Regions from separate parts of the Homo sapiens genome. Here region 1 is linked to region 2. Evidence: read pairs that join two places in POLR2A ChIA-PET (ENCODE). Cell type or tissue: OCI-LY7. All regions are shown on one strand. Links, peaks and the distances in the headings refer to the core of each region. The heading gives the core; the rest is flanking DNA.

Region 1 (5,393 bases), core at 142-5,141, 63 kb before region 2:
AGGCTCTCCTGAGAACTGAGCCATGTTTTGAACAGAGCTATTTTGCAAGAATAAAAATGTAGTATCTGAAAATAACCCTTCTGTTAACTCTAAATGGTTTGGCAGTGGTTCCAGAAAAATTTGGGCAACTCTCAAAAGATTGTCTTGGACCTTCTGAATACCTGTTATTTTTATGCTGTAACACAATCTCTACCTTCCAGCCTAGAAAAACTCTGCCTACACTGAAATCATTACTGCCTAATAGATCCCACTATTTGAAAGTCAATTTGGTTTTTGAGTGAATTCACTTCAACTCCTAAGTGACTGTACTAATTCAGCACCTCTTCCTCGTCCTCACTGCAGCTCTGGGATCATTTGCCAACAATTGATCAAAAGGACCTGACAACCAAGAGTACCAAAATCCATCTAGTACCTCCCATGACAGATTCTGCCACTTAGCACAGAATTCCACTGATCTTTAATAACAGTACACTACTGTTGCATACAGGTTTTGATTGCCATGTAAATCACCCAATAATAGAAATGTCTGTCTTCAGCACAGTAAAAAACAGAGAACTCCCTGCTTCTGCTTTGGATGTCCAGGAGTTTATTCTCAATATTGCAGCTAGAGTTGTCTTCTTAAAACTGAAAGCCACCCTTCTACTCCCACACCACTCACTTTTATTAAACCCTGAATTCCCATTGTGACCCAAAATATTCTACATGATCTTGTCCTCTGCCACCTTTTTAAAACTATCTCTTCCTCATTTTATGCTTCAATCCATCCAAAGATTGTTTGATGTCCCTTGTACACATGAGCCACACTTTTAGGCTTTGCCCACAGATGGCACAGGTGACCCATAGTCTCATGTTGCTCATCACTTTCACCATGACTCATCTTCTCCATGTGGTCGTTGGTGGTCCCCCAATCTCTAACCTACAACAATTCCTATCCCCTTCCTTTTTTGTGTGTCCACAGTATTTATAACCATATAACATACTGTACATTTTACATCCTTATCTTATCGTCTGCCTTCACCTTCTAGAATATTATTTGCATGAAGGCTAAGATGCCTTCTCTTTTCTGTATAAAGTGTTATTAGCACCTAGAATATGTCTGTATCATAGTAGGCACACAGTAAACATTTGGTGAAAGACTAAATTTAGAGGGATGTTTAAGTCTTTATACATATATTTTAATTCCCCCCAAAAAAAATCTATGTGAGACTACACTATTGACAGTGATCTGAAAATCTGTGATCTTTTCTCATTTAGCAGTTTTGCAAGAGATTTGCTTTGTGGACTTGAGGAAACAACACCCTCAAAGTTGCTAATAGATAATTTAAATTATGTTAAGTAACATTTTTTATTTAATCCATGAGAAATTCCAAATTGAATCTGTTAGAATGTAAGTTATAGCAGGCTAATTAATAAATGGGATAACTATGTTGTCCTTTTTAATAAGAAACAGCACCCCTCCATAGACCAAAAATGAAGACGCTAGAAATTCAGAAACACTAGTCTCCGTTCTAGTTCTGCCATTAAATTTCTATGTGATCTGAGGTGTCTCCTTTAACTTCTCTGTGTCCCATGTTTTCTTATTAGCAATATGAAGAATAATAAGGCTGGCCTACAGTTATTCTTTTAAAGGTGATGGTCAAAAACAGTATAAATGATAAGGGCTTATAAAATAGTGTGTTTTTTTACTTACAATATTATTTGAATTTAAAATAATTTTATTTTATTTTACATGGTATGATAGACAATTTAAAATCATGGAATTTTATCTATTAGTTTTACATAAAGCTCATGGAAATAGTTCAATAATTGGCAAAGTGGCCTGGTTCATATTTTAGCAATGTCTGCGCTGTGAGAGTTTCACACAGAAATCACTCAAGCTTTATAACCATAGCATAATCAGATGTATCTAATACTTATCCCAATAATAGAACTGCCCACTTACTGAATTAATTGAAAAGAATAAAAATGTTAAAACTCAATTTTCAGGCATGTCATTAGGTTTTTTTTTTTTTTTTCCATCAAGGAGTTGCATAGAAACAACCAGATTCACCAGCACTCAAGATGAGACCTTCAGGAAAAATACCTCTAATTAATAAATCAATAAGAGCTGCTGTTACAGAAATGCCAGGGGTTCATTCTAGGTCCTGCTACTCAGTACACACAATGCCAATCACTAAGTCAAAGAGTATCTCTAGATAAGAGGGCTTTAATTGGGTGCTGCAGCTGAGGAGAACAAGAGATCAGTCTCAAGTACGTCTTCTCTAACAACTAAAATGAGAGGTTCATATATCAGGAAAGAAATGTAATTACATGTGGGGAAAACAAGAATTAGGAAGTGGTAAGGAAGAGAGGAGTTGGTCAATAGCAAGCAGGTGGTTGTTTAGGCAGTAAAAACAGGTGAGCCATCTGCTGTCTCATTGTCTAGATGCAGTGATCTGGTAAGTTTCAGTTCCTTGATACTCTCTAGAAGGCCTGATAGGAACTCTAAAAAGACAAATGCAACTTTCTCAAGTTTTAAGACTTGGAAGGTAAATTTCTATGTTTATTCAGAATGAACCATAAACATCAGCTCTATGGGACAACTGGGCTGATTTTACTACCACTTAGCCCCTCGGAAAGGTTTACCTAATAAAGCAGGAACTCAGGCGGAGGGAGAAAATTTCAGAAGTCTGGTACAAACAATGGAAAAAACGGTTGAAAGGGAGAGGCAATTTTGAGTACTTTTGTGTGCGTGTGTCACTCAGATTGTCTTCTGACCCAGTTGATAGTGACTTGTAAAAAAGGCTTGGACACAAGAAGATAAAGGAAAGGTGGTGTCAAAGAACTGTGTCTCTGGGTCTCTATTAAATGGTAGGAAAAGCACATGAAGGGGCCACACCTGATAAAGGAAGATACCTACCTTCTTAGTAACATCACATTTAGAATGGGAGCCTACATTTAGCTCTGCAAAATTCAAGAATAGCAAAGCTCCATGTCATCCTAATATACATGTCAACATATGTGAGGCCAAGCCATCTCAGTAAAAAATTATTCATAGAAAAGGAATGGATTATAGTCTATGAAGAAGTGGCAAGCCACAGGATCTGAGACAAAATGAGAGTCAAAGCCATTTGCCAGCCATATGCATGAGATATTTCAGTTACTCCGTTTAGTCAGGAAGGGAGAATATGATTTTTCTAGCTAATTTTGATTGAGGAAGGTGAGCTAGAGTTATTACAGTTATTATTAGGTTGGCGCAAAAGTAATTGCAGTTTTTGCCATTAGGTTTAATATTAGGCAAAAAAACAAAAACAAAAACAAAAACAAAAACCCTAATGCAAGCAATTTTTTTTTTTTTTTTTTTGAGACGGAGTTTTTGCTCTTGTTGCCCAGGCTGGAGTGCAATGGGGCGATCTCAGCTCACCACAACCTCCGCCTCCCAGGTTCAAGCGATTCTCCTGCCTCAGCCTCCCGAGTAGCTGGGATTACAGGCATGCGCCTCCACGCCTGGCTAATTTTGTATTTTTAGTAGAGATGGGGTTTCTCCACGGGGTTTCTCCATGTTGGCCAGGCTGGTCTCCAACTCCCGACCTCAGGTGATCCGCCCGCCTCGGCCTCCGTAAGTGCTAGGATTACATTCGTGAGCCACCACGCCCGGCCATGCAAACTATTAATATTATTTTAATTCTCTTATAAGGAGGACTGAAAAGGCAAAAAATAAAAATAAAAAAAGAACACTTTGGATCTTATGGGAATATGATGATGACCAGGGAAAAGGGTAAAAGATAGAGGAAAGCAAACTTCTCTTACTTGGTTTGTTCAGTAATTTGTTTATCTTTTATGGAGTATATCAAATCACACTGTGATTTTGATGCTTCATGACTTAAAAATAAGGATCTTACAACAATACTTAAATCAATTTAGCTAGTTTTTTTAACCTTATGCCTTGCATTTAGGATCTGAAAATAAAATGAACTTAGCTAGTTTTAAGTCCTTGTCAGAAGTTTAGTTATACCCTTCAGTTCTCTAAACTAATTATCATAAATCATAAAATACAGCTTTTATCATGCCTGATGATTTAGCATGTATTATGATTAATGTTTGTATGTAGGAAATTATCTCAGCCTTTTAGATGAAACATTTTAGTTTTAGAAACCCATTTCTCAAGCCGTTCTTTTATATTTGTGCTGAAGGACTGCTGCAAACACCCATTTGTATGTTGAAGCCCTAATCCCCCATGTGATAGTATTAAGAGGTGGGGTCTTCTGGAGGTAATTAGGTTTAGATTAAGTCATGAGGATGAGATCCTCGTGATGGGAATAGTGCCCTTATAAGAAGAGCCTGGAGAGCTTGCTCTTGCTCTCTCTCCCTCATGTGAGGATATATCAAGAAGGCAAACATCTACAAGCCAGCAAGATGGCCCTCAACAGAACCCACCATGCTGTCACCCTGATCTTAAACTTCCTAGCCTTCAAAAGTGTGAGGAATAAATTCCTATTGTCTGAGCCACCGAGTTCTATGACATTTTTTTTAAAAAATCATAATTATCTTATTTTATTTTTTTAAGTTCCGGGATACATGTGTAGGATGTGCATGTTTATTACATAGGTAAACGTGTGCTATGATGGTTTGCTGCACCTGTCAACCCATCACCCAGATATTAAGCCCAGGGTGCATTGCTCTTTTCCCTAATGCTCTCTCCCTACCATCCTCCACCAACAGGCCCCAGTAAGTGTTGTTCCCCTCCCCTTGTCCATGTGTTCTCATTGTTCAGCTTCCACTTATAAGTGAGAACATGCGGTGTTTGGTTTTCTGTTCCTGCATTAGTTTGCTGAAAATAATGGCTTCCAGCTTCATCCATGTTCCTGCAAAGGACATGACCTCCTTTCTTTTTATGGCTAAATAGTATTCCATGGTGTATATGTACCACATTTTCTTTATCCAGTCTGTTATTGATAGGTACTTGGGTTGATTCCATGTCTTTGCTGCTGTGAATAGTGCTGCAAGGAACAAACACGTGCATGTAGCTTTTTAATAGAATGATTTATATTCCTTTGAGTATGCACCCAATAATGGGATTACTGGGTCAAATGGTATTTCTGGCTCTAAATCTTTGAGGAATCTTCACCATCTTCCACAATGGTTGAACTAATTTACATTCCCACCAACAAATGTAAAAGTGTTCCTATTTCTCTGCAACCTCACCAACATTTCTTGTTTCTTGACTTTTTAACAATCGCCATTCTGACTGGCATGAGATGGTATCTCATTGTAGTTTTGATTTGCATTTATCTAATGATCAGTGATGTTGAGCTATTTTTTCACGTTTGTTGGCCACATGCATGTCTTTTTTTGAGAAGTGTCTATTCATATCATTTGCCCACTTTTTAATGCGGTTGCTAGTTTTATTCACG
Region 2 (5,393 bases), core at 295-5,294:
CATCTAATGCCATTCAAACCATTCAAGTACTAACTGAGCTTACTTAGTACTATGAGCTCACAATTACCTTAGGGCCACAAAACTTAAATACTCTTAAACAAACCCTAATATATAATCGCTTAAATGTCTCCTACCAACTCTATTTAAAACTCAAAATAATTCAGACTCTTTCCCCATTACGTAGAGTTGTAGTTCTTTAGACTTCTGTACCATAGCCAATACTTCTGCTACAGAAACTTCAGTTGTGAATGCAGAAGTAAAAAGTGTTAATGTAAGAACATTTCTAAAATAAAAATGAAAAAATGTTATATATGATTTACAATTGCATCATATCTAATAACAAAACCACGACCACAACCACAACTACCATATCAACAAAAAGAACTAAAGATGTCACTATGCAAGCACTGAAAATATACAGCAATGTAGGACTAATTAAATAATTAGGATGCAACAACATAATGGGATGTTATGCAATCATTAAAAATAGTTTCAAAATTGTTTAAGGTAGCATCATACAATAGAACCATCAGCAATAATGAAATTTTTTATATATGCACTATTACAGTTGCCAAAATCACATGCAGTTATTGAGCCTTAGATATGTGACTAGTGTGACAGATTAATTTTATATAATTTTAATTAATTTAAATTTGAATTTGAGTTTATACTCATTTTCAGTTTTTATACACAATCATGTAATATGCTTGTACTTACAAAGGAGAAAATTTTTAAAATGGAGAAAACATTGGCAGTGAGTAGGAAAATTAAAATAAACCTTTGTGCTCGTAGTAAGACAGATTGGAGATATTACCTCACACATATATATCAAAAGAGTGTTTAGACTCAGTTCTTTTTCAAGTAATGCACTTGTTTTTATTTAAAATATTGAGCAAGCAAATGGAAGGTAGCTTATTTTTCATTATTTTAGGAATAAACATTCTCATTTGAAAATATATTTAAATAAAAATATTTAAATAATAATCTTTTAAGTTATTTAAAAAATTACGTGTATGGTTCCTCTGTATAAAATGATTATATTCATTCTCTTTTATTTCTTTTGTTTCAAATGATAACAAAATTGATTCTTCGATTAGTATTCATGTATATTTTATCTGACTCATTGGTTACAATATTATAATCTGTCAATCATAATGCCTAGTGATAATGATGATGCATAAAGTGTTGTTTCCAGAAAAATTTGGAAAATGTTACTGGACTTTCTAACACATCATGACAAGAAACCTACAAACGTTTGACAAGAAATCAAGCTTTATTTTTGAAAACCAAAATCCATTTCAGTTCTTATGATGAATTTATTTATTTTATCATTCTTTCTATTGTTTCTAATTCCCAATCCATGGTGAAAGTTTATTTCTTCTGAGAATAGTCATCTCGTAGCATTAACAATGAACCAATATAATGAAATATCATAAAACAAATATTCAATTACAAAACATAATGGGAGCTTCCCCTATATTAAAATGTCCCTAGTTATTGAGTAATATCAGATACTTGTTATGCTCAATAGTCCATGAATAATTTATAGCTTACTCTGTTATTTGACAACAACATTTTTATAAATAAGATTCCTCAGTGTTTTACAATTCTGATTATAGTTTGGTAAAGGCTTTCATTAATGCCCATATTTATGGACTTAATGAACAAACTTTGATAACATATTGGGCTTTAAGGGGTTGCTGTGAGTTACTTTTGACATTGTTTATTGAAAGGCAACATTTCAAGCCCAAATCATTACTATGTTTTCCTGAAACACAGATCTATGAATCAGGGTATTTCAGAAATGGAATATTAAACAATGCACACAGTTCTTTTCTCTTTTTGGAAAGAGCCAAGTACACAGAATTTCCCAGCCAAGTACATGCAGAACTTCCCAGCATTTAATACACTCAGAATTTTCCAGAATTAAAAATATATAAATATATATGTATAACTCTGTACTTTAATCAACTTTGTGTGTATATGAAGTAAATAATAATCACTAGCCAAAAGCATCATGCTTTAAAAACTGAGGGAAAAAATTTCATTGCAAGTTATTTGCAGAAAAATAGTTTTGCTATTACCTAGCACATTTGTACATGCTGGTTATTTTGTGCATTTGGACTTCCTCAGGCCCAAGAAGCCAAATCCACCCACCCATCTTTAATATTCTCAGGACAAAGTAGGAAAAAAAATGCAACAAGCTGTTGAAATTCAAAATGGCAGTACTTTTTGGAATATGTCAGTAGTTTTAGGGAAAAAAAAAGTACATTTCAAATCCTGAACATCATGGGCTAAATAAAGCTCTGTCTTAATGATTATGTAGAGAATACCTGACATGATCTTTTTGACCTTCCTCCTTCTTAAGCACAAACAACTGTAATTTAAAATTCTAGGCCGGGCCCGGTGTCTCACGCCTGTTATCCCAGCACTTTGGGAGGCCAAGGCTGGCGGATTATCTGAGATCAGGAGTTCAAGACCAGCCTGGTTAACATGGTGAAACCCCGTTTCTACTAACAATACAAAAAATTAGCCAGGAATAGTGGCATGCGCCTGTAATCATAGCTGCTCGGGAGGCTGAGGCGGGAGAATCGCTTGAACCCGGGAAGCGGAGGAGCTGAGATCACACCATTGAACTCCAGCTTGGGAAACAAGAGTGGAACTCCGTCTCAAAAAAAAAAAAAAAATCTATAAGCTAAGGGAAAATTAAAAATTAAAAAGAGTATAAAAGAAAACAAAGCAATAAATTAGGACCCTGAGGTGTCTCTCTGAAGAAAATCTTCAGCCTGTCCACTCGTTAGATTGTATTCCTGTCTCGGTGAGGAGATACAAAACAATTTCCAGGTAGGTCAGAGAATCTGACATATGAGAAGCAGACATCTGTCTGCTTCTCAAGTAGCTACATGGACATTCACTGGGAAGATGTATAGAAGTGAGTTGTATGGGCCGGGCGTGGTGGCTCACGCCTGTAATCCCAGCACTTTGGGAGGCAGAGGCAGGAGGGTCACGAGGTCAGGAGTTCGAGACCAGCCCGAACAACATGGTGAAACCCCGTCTCTACTAAAAATACAAAAACTAGCCTGGCATGGTGGTATGTGCCTGTAATCCCAGCTACTCAGGAGGCTGAGGCAGGAAGATCGCTTGAACCTGGAAGGCGGAGGTTGCAGTGAGTCAAAATCAGCCACTGCACTCCAGCCTAGGTAACAGAGCAAGACTCTGACTCAAAAAAAAAAAAAATGAGTTTTATGTAAGATGAGGTTGAGGCAGCCAACAAAGCTTCTCCTGTTTCTAGAATGACATGAGGGAGCAGGTGGATTTTCCTATGACCCCAACATATTTTCATTTGTTAGAAGAGACAAAATCCAGCTGACATGAACATATTGTATTAGTAAAATAGAAATGTAACAAGAGGGAGCTATGGAAATGAAGATGCAGGTATTTCAGAGGATATCAGTATGAAGGCTAGCAATGGCAACATCCAGACTGAAGGATGTACACACCTTTGCAGATCATGGCACTGAGAGGCACCAACAAATGATCAGACAATGCAGCTAAATTTATGAAAATATAGAGGTCAACCAAGGAACAATGATGAAAAGGAAAAAAATCCCTTAGGAACTGCATTTAAACTTAACCTAAAATGTTTTACCTGGAATTAACCTAGGTTAGATCAGGCAGAATAGGCCTAAAGTATTAAGTTCAAGATATAAAAATTAGAAGTGACTTCCTTTTGCATGCTTGAATTTGTAAATGAGTCCCTTGTCAACTGGTGTTCTTACTAGAAGGGACCTTAGAAATCATCAGTGGAACCTTGATATCTAACCAACATCAAGAGGCAGGGAGACATTAAGTGACTCAGAAATGTAAGTACCCAATAACGAGTAGCAAATCCAGAACCACAATCCTTTTTCCTGCTTTCCAGTTCTTTCTGCTATATCTCTATACCTGCTTTAATAATTTAGCATTATTAAAGCATCATTTATGAATTTACTGTATGCTTGACAGGTGAGAACTAACAATGTGTCATTCTTGCCTTCAAGAGATAATCAAAAATTTCTATGTGTTAGGAGTGACTTTTGCCTCTGGGTTTACTGGAAGCAAATGAAGGCCATTTTTATTACTAACACAACTCAAAGGAAATCATTCCTTTAGAAACCACCTTTGAAGATTTTATTGCCTGTATATTATGTATTGAAATTAGGTGGGAAAATCACTGCCTTCAACTCAAATTTATGTGGGGTTAATTTGACTTTTAAGTCTTATGTAGTGTGACATTTTTTATAAAAGAAATATACTACAATTAGAAAGATATTGCACAATACATATATTTTTCTTTATTTTCAGTATAAATGCTTTAGAAAGCGTCTGCTTCAAAGCTCAACTTTCAAACCAATCGCTTCAGGCAAGAGGGAATAAAAGCCATTTTTTTCTTATGACTTGTGTTACAATTTTGTCTTCTTTGTTATAAGAAGCAAAGACATGGAAATGTGCAAAATATCTTTTGAGCTCTGCTTTTTGTTTTTTCTTTGAACTTTATGTCATTCTAATTTTGATAGTTTCTGAAGTCTTCCCTTTACAAAACTCTATATATTGATAGGATCAGAGGCTAAATTAAAGCTATTCTTTTCTAAAAGTTTTACAGTATATAAAGAAAGAATTTTGTAAACAAAAATTATGATGCGACAGTGTTAGTTTATGATAGAAATGTTTTAAATATCAAAACCCTAACAGACTAAAAGTGCAAAGATGCAGAAATATGTACGTTATTTTTTAAAAAAGCTGATATGAATCAATAGAGTCCACGAATTCCAAATATCAGCTCTCTACTATGGAATGCTGAAGCCAGGCTGGCAACTGATACAGCAAAATACAAATTCAAATTTTAGCATAAGTAGAGTGAAAGGATTTCAGGGCTTCCAGTAGTGTTTATAGATATATTTTTGTAGTTGCTAAATAAAATTTAATGTGAATTTGAAGCATGTATATAAATTATTTAAATTAATTATTGATAGCTTTGAAATGGTTTTATGAACAAGTTTGGTGCAAATGCAGCTGTATGAAAAAAAAGACATGGGGGTTACATTTGTCTGTGTTTCTATGGCAGCTATCTGAAAATGTAAATAATGCAGGCTTTAATTCACATTAAAAGCATGTACTAATGATTGTTTCCCAATATTAAAATGGACACCTGTAGTTCTATGACAATAGAATAATTTAAGGGTTAGTTTTGTAAATTGTTTTTAAAATAATGATGCTTTAAAATATAATGTTTTTAAAATAAATTAAAGAAAAAAAAATAGGACAAAACAGAACAAAAGTGCCATAGAGAAAACTCCATGACAAGATGACTACCGGTGAATACTGTTAGCCACTTAAGGAAGAAATAATACATT

What was found. Peaks named below come from ENCODE experiments on the same cell type or tissue, not always from the same donor. Only the 100,000 strongest peaks of a DNase experiment are listed, where the experiment ranks them.
Region 1: POLR2A ChIA-PET joins it to region 2 with 11 read pairs; 3 of 35 experiments call an interaction of 5 or more read pairs at or near these places.

What each region holds. Positions count from the first base shown.
Region 1 is chr10:56,631,889-56,637,281 of GRCh38, forward strand. No RefSeq gene overlaps it. Among named protein-coding and RNA genes, the nearest start is that of ZWINT, 270 kb to the left of the region's middle. In OCI-LY7, for the core only: CTCF peaks have their summits at 804 (motif pointing right) and 1,004; DNase peaks (open chromatin) are centred at 823, 2,393 and 3,083; H3K4me3 peaks cover 819 bases; H3K27ac peaks cover 4,608 bases.
Region 2 is chr10:56,694,401-56,699,793 of GRCh38, forward strand. No RefSeq gene overlaps it. Among named protein-coding and RNA genes, the nearest start is that of ZWINT, 340 kb to the left of the region's middle. In OCI-LY7, for the core only: no CTCF peak of the experiment used is centred there; no DNase peak of the experiment used is centred there.